2 separate regions of the Homo sapiens genome follow, and region 2 is linked to region 1. A link is a loop called in an ENCODE intact Hi-C map of the cell type or tissue named here. Cell type or tissue: HepG2. All regions are shown on one strand.

Region 1 (5,000 bases):
GGTTGCTGATTGCCTATCATAATTAGCCAGATTTGTCAGCATGAATGAATGCTCATGTCAGTGTCAGAACAGGCAATACACATTTGTTAAAGGGACAGATGTGTGAATGGGCGCTGATGTTCTGCATGGGTAAGTCCTTCCGCGTGGCTCACCCCTGTTTCTTTCCCACACTGCTGCAACAAGCCTGCCTACAGTTTCCTACCCTGGGATGCCTGCACTAGCATGCACACTGGAGGGCAAGCCTTTACTGACTGGAATGTCTGCACCTGACTATCTGTGCTAGTGGGATCAATGATGGATTCACCACCCGGCTAAGCTTTCCCTGAGTTACCTGGTTGACGATGTTCACTAATCCCATAGCCCCCAGGGCTTGAGAGTATCGTTCACAGCAGAGGAGTTTGCATTTCTTTATGTATGTAGTAACATATTATCTTTTATATGCACTTTACCTGCTTCTTCCTTAGAAGGTAGACTCCTCAGGGCCAGAAATACAGTCCTCTGTTTCTTTTATCCCTCCTCACAGCCTCTGCCAGTGCTCTGCAGCTCAAAGGTCCCTGATAAGCAGAGTGACTTCAGCATTGTAATGAACCAGAGCACAGAGAGAGGCTGTGCAAGCAAAGGGTAGGAGCAGCCCTAGAAGAAGGCACACATTCATTCCTCGGGTTGCAGCCTGTTTACAGAGGGAGAGAATCTCTGCTGCAGTTACCCAGCATCCAGGGGTCCATGCTCTGCCAGCGTCACTCAGCCACGTGAGATGGGGTGATTGGACCAAAGGAGATACATGGTGTTTTATTTAGTGATGGTGGGGCCATTTCTGTTTTTATTTGTTTTTAACTGGGGTATGTGTGTCAGGACCACACAGCAGCAGGGAGAAGCTTCCACCTGCTTGGAACAAAAATGGGAAGGCTGCATTTCCAGGCTGCATTTATCTTATGTGTAGTGTAAGCAGCATCGCTGACTGGGAAAGAAAAAAGGGTAAAGAGCATTATAGATGCCTGATAATTCAGTCCTTAAGAGATGGCTCACTCAATTGCTTGGTTTTGTATTTTCATTTCTTTTCCTGACTGAAAATGGATCTGGAGCCTGAGAGCACCTGATGTTGGGCGAGGCCTCTGGGTACGAGGTGGAAGTTCACATTTCTGGATTATGTGTAGTTTCAGAATGCCTTCTATCTCGGTGTCAGGATAGATGTTAAGATGCAGGAATTCTCATAAATCTTCTCGTTAAAAAGAAGAAAACAACAAAACTTCTCACAGAACATAAAAACCATGTCAGGTGGCCGGGCGTGGTGGCTCATGCCTGTAAACTCAGCACTTTGGAAGTCCAAGGTGGGTGGATCACGAGGTCAGGTATTTGAGACCAGCCTGGGCAACATGTGAAATCCCGTCCCTACTAAAAATACAAAAATTAGCGGGGAGTTGTGGCACACTCCTGTAATCCCAGCTACTCAGGAGGCTGAGGCAGGAGAATCGCTTGAACCCAGGAGGCAGAGGTTGCAGTGAGCCAAGATCATGCCATTGCACTCCAGTCTGGGCGACAGAGCAAGACTGTCTCAAAAAAAACCCCAAAAAAACAAAAAAAACCCATGTCAGGTTGCTCCCCTGAGCAAGGCCAAGCTCAGTTTTCACCTGGTGGTCCCATGGGGAGCTTCCTGTGGCTTAGTGTTTGCGTCTGCCATTTGCTATCCCTCCCCAGCACACCTTCCTGTGGATGGAACTTGCCAGAACTTCCTCAGCAACCCTGAAGAGGAAAGCTGGAGGCCCCAACAGACGCAGAAGTGGGCTGCACTGCTGTGCTTCCATGGGGCAGTCAGGGCTCAGGGCCCCAGCAGCAGGCCAAACCCCAGCCCAGCTCCCTTGCAAACCTCCTCTGTCATGTACCCTGGGAGTCAGGTCCAACCCCACTATGTCACAACTGAGGAAACAGAGGCCCCGAGAAGTTCAGGGAGAGCTGGGGTCAAGATGCTAGATCCTGCCTCTGGGTGTGGTGGCTTTTGTTCTTGTCATCCGGTGGGCACTGGGCCTGCCCCGCACAGCTCCTTCACCCCGGAGAGGTGACAGCAGACTACATTAGGCCCTGCCAGGCCCAAAGACTCCAGCCTGTTAATCTTTAACCAGAGCTCTGGACAAAGGTAGCCCTTCTGACCTCCTGAGAGTTTCTGAATAGCTCGGAGGCTTCTGTGACAGAGCCACACGTTAGCAATGACATATATTTAGTGCAGGGAGGCATGTTGAGTACAGTTCTAAATTCTGTTGTGAATTGTGCCCAGGGAACAAGCACAGAGAACATTTTCACCATGGATATGTATGTACTTGTAAGAAGCAGCTGGGTGGTTCCTTCAGCAATCTGCTGAGCTGTGGCGATTACATCACACACTGGTGCAAAGGCCTTGAACCATTAATGTGCTGCCTCTGCGAGGGTGACCAGGATTCCAGCAATGAACAGAGAAGGTGCTTGTCCCCACTGCTCACTGGGTGCCTTCAGATTCTTAACTTTTGTCTTTTTCTTTTTTCTTTCACTTCTTACCTGTATCTATAAAACAGGACTCTGTTTGCTTTGAAAAGAGCCAGAATGACCTCAGGGGTCAGTGACTCATGCTGTTGGCTCTGTGAACACAATCGAGTGCCCCTTACGTAAGAAGCTCCTGCTATCTGAGGGAAGGGAGGTCCGAGCCATTATTCCTTGGTTATAAACACTCCATGTGGTTTTGTTTGGTGGTTTTAAAAAAGGTGTGTCCACAGGGTTGGTGTTCTAGAATCGTGGGCAGAAAGAAGTCTAGCTCCTTTCATCCAAGGTTCTAAAGGGTTCTCTGAGCTGTAACTCAGCTCTAACTGGACAAAGAGGCAACAATTCCCCTCATTTCCTGTGCGCTGTCACCACAGGAGGCTACACTTAAGGAGGTCAACTCAAGTTGTTTGGACCAAGCTTCCGCAGTTGTTCCCATTATCCTGTTTGAATCCATTCACTCTTACACTGGCCATGCAAATAGACACTCCCCAAGGAAAGAAGGACCTTAGAAAATAAGTGATCTCAGTTTTCATCTGACTTTCTTCTGGGGTGTGGGGCTGGTCATGGGTCTATATTCCCTGCTGTGGTCAGGGCCCTGTGGGACATGTGGCTGTGTCCCAGCCCTCTAGCACAATCTGCCGTCACTCCTGGGCTTTTGTATGCCTGCTCCCATTTGCTCTTATCTCCTCAACAACCACGTCAGGTAGATAATACATACCATCAGTCCCAGTTTACAGATGAAAAAAGTGAGGCACAGGGAGCTTCAGTAACTTGATCAAGACTAGAATTCAGAGAAATAGCCAAACCATGACTCATGATCCTCTTGCTCCAAAGTGCGTTGTCTCCCCCACAGCCCACTATATTTGTTGTTTATTTTTGAAAATGGTCATGAACTCAGCTAAGACGCTGGGGCAGTGGAGCGGAGGGAGAGAGCCTGCTCTTCACAGAGGGCTTATGGGGTGAGAGGAAGGGAAGCTAAGTACAGGGCAGGCCGGGGCCATCTAAGGTGGCCTCTGACCATCCTGGAGAGGCATGGGGCTAGAGAATGAAGAATGAGGCAGAAATGAGCGTTTTTGAACTGGTTTACCGAGCAAGAACTAGAATGGAAGGGGACATATTACAAATGACAAATGCCTGATCCAAAGCCCATGAGATGCTATTGATGAGGGCCACGGACCCTTACTCTGTGCAGACACAGAGGCTTGGATGCACACACTTGCATACACACACACACACACACACGCACTGTTTTGTTTTGCTCTGCTTTATTTTTGCCACTGTGGAATAATAAGAAGTACAGTCACGCATTGCTTAATGATGGGGATGCAGTCTGAGAAATGCATCAGGTGATTTCATTGTTGTTTGAACGTCATAGAGAGTACTTACACAAACCTAGACGGTATAACCTACTACATACCTATACTATATGGGATAACCTATTGCTCCTGTACCAAATACTGTAGGCAATCGTAACACAGTGGTATTTGTGAATCTAAACATATCTAAACACAGAAAAGGTACCATAAAAATGTGGTTAGAAAAGATGAAAAATGGGGCTGGGCGTGGTGGCTCACGCCTGTAATCCCAGCACTTGGGAGGCCAAGGTGGGCGGATCACTTGTGGTCAGCAGTTTGAGACCAGCCTGGCCAACATGGTGCAACCCCATCTCTACTAAAAGTAGAAAAATTAGCTGGGTGTGGTGGTGTGTGTCTGTAATCCCAGCTAGTCGGGAGGCTGAGGCAGGAGAATCATTTGAACCTGGGAGGTGGAGGTTGCAGTGAGCCGAGATTGTGCCACTGCACCACTGCACTCCAGCCTGGGCCACAGAGCGAGACTCTGTCTGAAAAAAAAAAAAATTAAAAAAAAGATGAAAAAAGGTACACGGTCTAGGGTAGTTACCGTGAATGGAGCCTGTGGGACTGGAAGTTGCCCTGAGTGAGCCAGTGAGTGAGCGGTGAATGAATGGAAAGGCCTGGGATGTTACATTACTGTACACTAAATTTATTTTAGCTACACTAAATTTATTAAAAAATAAAGTAATTGCACTATGACATTATGACAACCATGGCATGCATCGCTAAGGGATAGGTATTTTTCAGATTCATTGTAATCTTTTGAGATCACCATCATATGTATGGCCCATCCTTGGCTAAAATGCCATTATTTAGCATATGACTGTACACATATTGGTCTCTGCCCTCAGTTCCTGACACAGAGCTCTTAAAATCCTTGGAGTTTCTTGAGAGATAGGAGTGCTAGTAGCATCTTTTGTTCTAATCGGGCAACTCTGGCTGGGCTCCTAGATAGCCTCGGGATGGGAGTTGGTGGCCAGGGGAACCAACCATGTGATTATAAAGTTGGAACTTTCACCCCCACCCCTAACCTCAGGGGAGGGAAGAGGGGCTGAAGGTTGAGCTGAACATCAATGGCCAATGATTTAATCAATCATGCCTACATAATGAAGCCTCTATAAAACCCCAAAGTACAGGGTT
Region 2 (5,000 bases), 230 kb after region 1:
CAGAAGCCAAGGGAGTGGCTAGCCCCTCAAATCGGGACCTGCGGGGATGTGGGGCCCTCAGACGCAGACACTGGCATGCAGGAGCACTGGGAAGGGGCCCAAGCCCAGAACTCCCGTGGAAAGCGGGGTCCGAGTTGAGCTGGGAGGGAGGGAGTGGCTGGCTGTGCTTGTCTCCATTCTCTCATTCTTTCCTTCAATAGGGGGTCAGCAGGGCACACAGCTTCCCAGCTGGAGACCAGCACTCCCAGTCTCCCTGGGGGCTGCGTGTGGCATTGTCTGAGTTCCAGCTGATGGGATCTGAGCAGAAGTAGACCAGGACAGCTCCTAGGTACCATCTCTTACAAAGGAAGGGGGCATCCTCTACTCCCCCTGTGCTTCCCATGGGCTGCAGGTGCAGATGTGAGCCACCCAGGGGATGACAGAGCATCAAGAGGGGAGGAGCTGGGGTCTTGGGATGGCCTCATGCATCCAGCCAACCTGCCAGGACCGCCCTGCCTCTGGACTGTTCTGTGAGAGAGAAATGAAAGTCTATCCTGCCTGGCTGCCCTGGTGCCCTCACTCATATACAGGACAGGAGAGAAGAACAGGCTTGAAGCTGCTCCCACATTTTTTCCAGTCCCACTAGTCGGGAACAGAAGCTAGGACTGTGACAATGCAAGATGCTGGGGAGAAGAGGGAGGCCAGGAGAGGTGCCCCTACTGGCCAGTGTCTCAGTGCCACCTTAACATTGTAGGGGTCAAGGGAAAACTTTCCCTTCGCTCTCTGAAGGTTTGCTGAAAAATCAACTGACAAAAGGCAGATCAGTAAGAGAAAAGGCAGACAAAGTTACTAACATGCACAGAGGAGAAAATCACAAAGTGATTACCCAGCCACCCAGTGGGGTACATCTTGAGGTTACAGAGACAAGAAGACTCAGAATATGACCAAAAACAAGCATTGGAGGTGCAACAGGTTATGGTGACAACACAGGTTATGGAAGGGGGAGAAGAGGAGGCCTGGCTAGCAAAGGTCACCTTGTTACATACAAGAAACCCCACAGGTAGCAGCCCTCAGAAAGCATAGATGGTGAATGTTTCTTTCAGATCTTTAAAGATGTCAGTTCTTTAAAAAAGAACCTCAGTTAATCTTTCCTAGATCCAGACAAGTGAGGGCCTCCGAGACAGCTGCGTCAATCAGATTCTCTGCAGGTGCAAATTTCCCCACAAATGACAGCCTTGCAGGGCTGCTTCTGTATGCGGGCTCTGTGAACAGCAATCTCAAAATGTGTCAAAGAAATATATTTTGGGATGAAATATTTTGATTTTCTTCAATATGCCAGTGAGACCCCTGAGAGCCCGGAGGTAAGCCTGGAATTTACAACTACCCTGGATGGCTTCTGCCCCCTCCTATTTTTGTCCGTCTTCCCTCTCCACTGGCACTCACTTGACCTCAGACTTACAAAATCTCCAAGGTGTCAGCTATTTGATTCAATGAATTAATCTGAGCCAAAGACAAAGGGCCCCAAAAAGGAAGCTCTGTCCTATTTCAAGTTTGCTACCAATGATTTAGAACTCATTGATGTTGAATATTGTCTCTTTCTTTCTGTGTATATTAAGAAAAGAACATACTTTTCTACTTCACTCTATTAATATGATATATTATAATATATGAAATCATTTTTATTCATTCTGAATTTGCTTTGTTTTCCTTGGTCTCAAGGTACTAAAAAAAGAGCCCAAGGCCAGTACTCGGTGCTTGGACCCTGGGAGGTGAAGTTTATCTGCTCTGGCAGCATGAAAGGCCAAAAGGGAAGCATTTTACTGATTTTTTTTATGGTTAGGACTAATTGGTAATCTTCCAAGATAGATCAACCTGGATAAAATGATGATTTCCTAGAAGGCAAGAAATCCTTGCTTGATAGTATTTTTTGTATGAGAATTCACTGCTCACCACAGGAACTTTCGTGAACAAGAAAAATATTTACTTAGATGAGACCCAGGAGATTATTCAGTTAAAACAAAAAAGGTCAAGGTCTAAGGTCTTTTTTCTGGCCAACAGGGCACCATGAAATGCCCAGAGACCTGTCTGTAGGATATGCAGTTGAACAAGTTGCAAAGATTCCAATGAATGAGTCAGAGAACAGAATCCTTCACTGCCGAGAGTGGTCCATAAAAGAGTTGTGCCTACTTTGATCTGGGAATATTCGCTCTCTAATCTGAGAGTTCTATGGAAGCCTTGACTTTGAGGTCAGCGTCATTTGTTTTTATGTTTAGGGTGAGGCAAGGCCTGACAAGGCTCCCTGGAGAATAGGGTGTGGCCAGATCAGAGGCACGTTGACCAATTCCCAGCCCTTCCTCCCGTAAGAATCAGCATGAGGGAGAGAGCCCAGGAGTGAGGAGGGGGGTCTCAGATTGCTGGCCTTCAAGTTACAATGCCACCGCATCAGCAACGGTGCATCAGCAAGGGAAGCAAGAGCAGAGGGGGAACAGAGCCAGATGATGGGGGAAGAGAGAACATGGGGATGAAGAGCAGGGAGCAGCCATAGAAGCTGAAATTAGGCCACTGTGGAGGTGGCACGTCTGAGAACACACCTGCTTGGGCCGCGGGGCGGGGGCTATGAGAGACACATTCTGGGGCTTAGCTCTGCCTTTTTTTTTGGTGCTACCCAAGCAAAGTAGCATATGGAAGAGATTTGATTTCTCCCCAAATGTTGATGCTAATTTTGAAATCTTTCTATTCTAACAAGACATCAAACTATATAATAGGAGGACACACAGATTGCTCCCCAAGTGACAGCTTTCGAAAGAAAAGCCCACATGTTCTGTACGATGTTGTTCCAAAAACGGGTGCTAAGTGGGATGAGGTGCCACCTCGGCACGTCTACCACCTGAGGCTCCAGAGCGGCAGGAGGCTGTGGCCAGGGTTCGCCCCAGAAGCTGCATGCTTCCTAGGGTTAAATGTCATTCTAGACTAGGAAGAAACACCTGATGGTAGCATCTTCTGCCAGCAGGACTTGATTACAATCTCTCCAGAGAAATCTACCTCTCCAGAGAAATCCCTGTAAGGGTGCATAGCAGCCAAACAGCAGTGAAAGAAATGTCTAGCACACTCATCTTCAGAGTCCATGTGAATTGCACTGTGATTTATCTTAGATGTCAACTTTAGTGCATGGGAAAGAGAGGAGTGAAAATCAAGATGGAACTTGTCAAAAGTTTCATAGTTGAAGAGCCAATCCAGCCTCCTTTCCTCCCTCCCTCCCTCCCTCTCTTACTTCCTTTTTCCAAGTGCTGACCAGTAGGATACTGCCAACTTCCAAATTTTAATTCTCTAAAATGCATTTTCTCCTTCAGTTACAAAGGAGCCATCTCAAGGATCAGAAAAAGTCTCTCTGGACTTTGCTCCCATGTATGCAACCGAGTGGCATCTGTTTGCAGAGTGTAAGATGCCGCCTCAGGCGGCCCTGCCACCCTTCAGGGCCAGCCCTCTGGCCCCTGTGTCCAGGCTGAGAGCATGACCACAACACATGCAAGTGTCTTTCCCTGCAGCCCAGCCTCCAGCCCATGCATGCCTTTCCAATCAAACCTTCCCACTGGGGGTTTGTATAGAGAGAACTCTTTCTAACTATGCTTCCCCTCTACTCTCATACCACAACAATCATCAAACACAGACAACTTCTGTGGCCATATGTGAGTTTTTTTTACCACATGCTCCAAGCAGAGGATACCAGCTGGGTGTCCTCTATTTGAGTTCCGACACTATCTACATGGAGATAGTGTCAGATCCCACAGGTTGAGGGCTCAGTTCCCAAGACTGCCCCCCCACCAAACACACCAGTCGTAAGTCCAGACCTCCAGAACTTCTGACCAATCAGCTTCAAGAGGGGATCATGGGTGCCCTTCTTTGGGTTTGATTAATTTGCTGAATTGGCTCATAGATCTCAGGGAAACATTTATGTTTACCAGTTTATAATAAAGGATATTGCAAAGGATACAGACGAAGAGACGAGTAGGGCGAGGTATGTGGGAAGGGGTGCGGAGCTTCCATGCCCTCCCTAAGCGCCACGCTCCAAGAACCTCCATGTGTCCAGCTATGGGGAAGTTCCCCACACCCTGTCCTCTTGGGTTTTTATGGAAGCTTCGTGACATCAGCATTCCTTTCCCCGCTTTACAGGGTGGGACCCTCATAGGAGGTCTCAAGATGCACAGTCAGAAAGGCTGGGGAACATTTGAGTGGGAGGAAGGCAGGAGAAGGTCTGAAGCCTACCCGTGAGGCCTAACACACCCAACATTATAATAAAAGACTAACGAGGGCTATGGGAGTTATTAGCCAGGAACCATGAATGAAAACCAGTATCTGTCATAACACCATGGGGCTACACTTGCATTCACCACCCTCTGTGGCCAGCTCTGGCAACTTCTCCTTATTAGAAGTGAATCTCTTGACTGAGGTACACGTTTTTAAGATAAGCACCCTGGGAAGGATGGGAAACCTGAATGTCTGAACTCCAGAGGCTGCCCCAGAAAAGAAACCCTCTCCAGCCTCATCTGCTTTTTGGAGGCCACAGAGACATTCCCAGACCAAAGCAAGCAGGCCAGGAGCAACTTTTCCACTCCAGCCCAGAGGAAGCATCGCTTGATGTTGAGAGTAAGCTTTTTCCTTACCCATATTCTGTACAGAGAAGACCCACTTCTTTCCAGCTTCCATGCATTGCCTAAGCAGCCTTTATAAGCATAATAATGATGATTACAACCAAGATCACCTCCTCTGTGCCCAGCCCTGTCCTCAGCACTTTCTGTGCTGTATCTACTGAAATCTTATCACCACCCTGTGAAGTGGTCACTAGGATTCTTGTCATACAGAGGAGGAATGGGGGCTTCAAGAACTTCAATAACATTTGAGATGTCATCGTCCAGGGCACAGAAAGTATTTCAAAGCCAAAGCTCCACATGATTACATGATTCAGTCTCCTCAAATCCTGCATGAACACACCACCCCCAGACAGAACAGAGGAGCTGCCAGCC

What was found. A loop is a pair of places that touch in the nucleus more often than their neighbours do. Peaks named below come from ENCODE experiments on the same cell type or tissue, not always from the same donor. Only the 100,000 strongest peaks of a DNase experiment are listed, where the experiment ranks them.
Region 2: it touches region 1 in a loop (6-fold over the local background); 2 of 110 quality-filtered maps call a loop at or near these places.

The regions. Positions count from the first base shown.
Region 1 is chr1:228,836,026-228,841,025 of GRCh38, forward strand. No RefSeq gene overlaps it. Among named protein-coding and RNA genes, the nearest start is that of RHOU, 100 kb to the left of the region's middle. In HepG2, no CTCF peak of the experiment used is centred here; DNase peaks (open chromatin) are centred at 636, 2,116, 2,626 and 3,326; H3K4me3 peaks cover 1,151 bases.
Region 2 is chr1:229,062,415-229,067,414 of GRCh38, forward strand. No RefSeq gene overlaps it. Among named protein-coding and RNA genes, the nearest start is that of LINC02815, 90 kb to the right of the region's middle. In HepG2, no CTCF peak of the experiment used is centred here; a DNase peak (open chromatin) is centred at 2,127.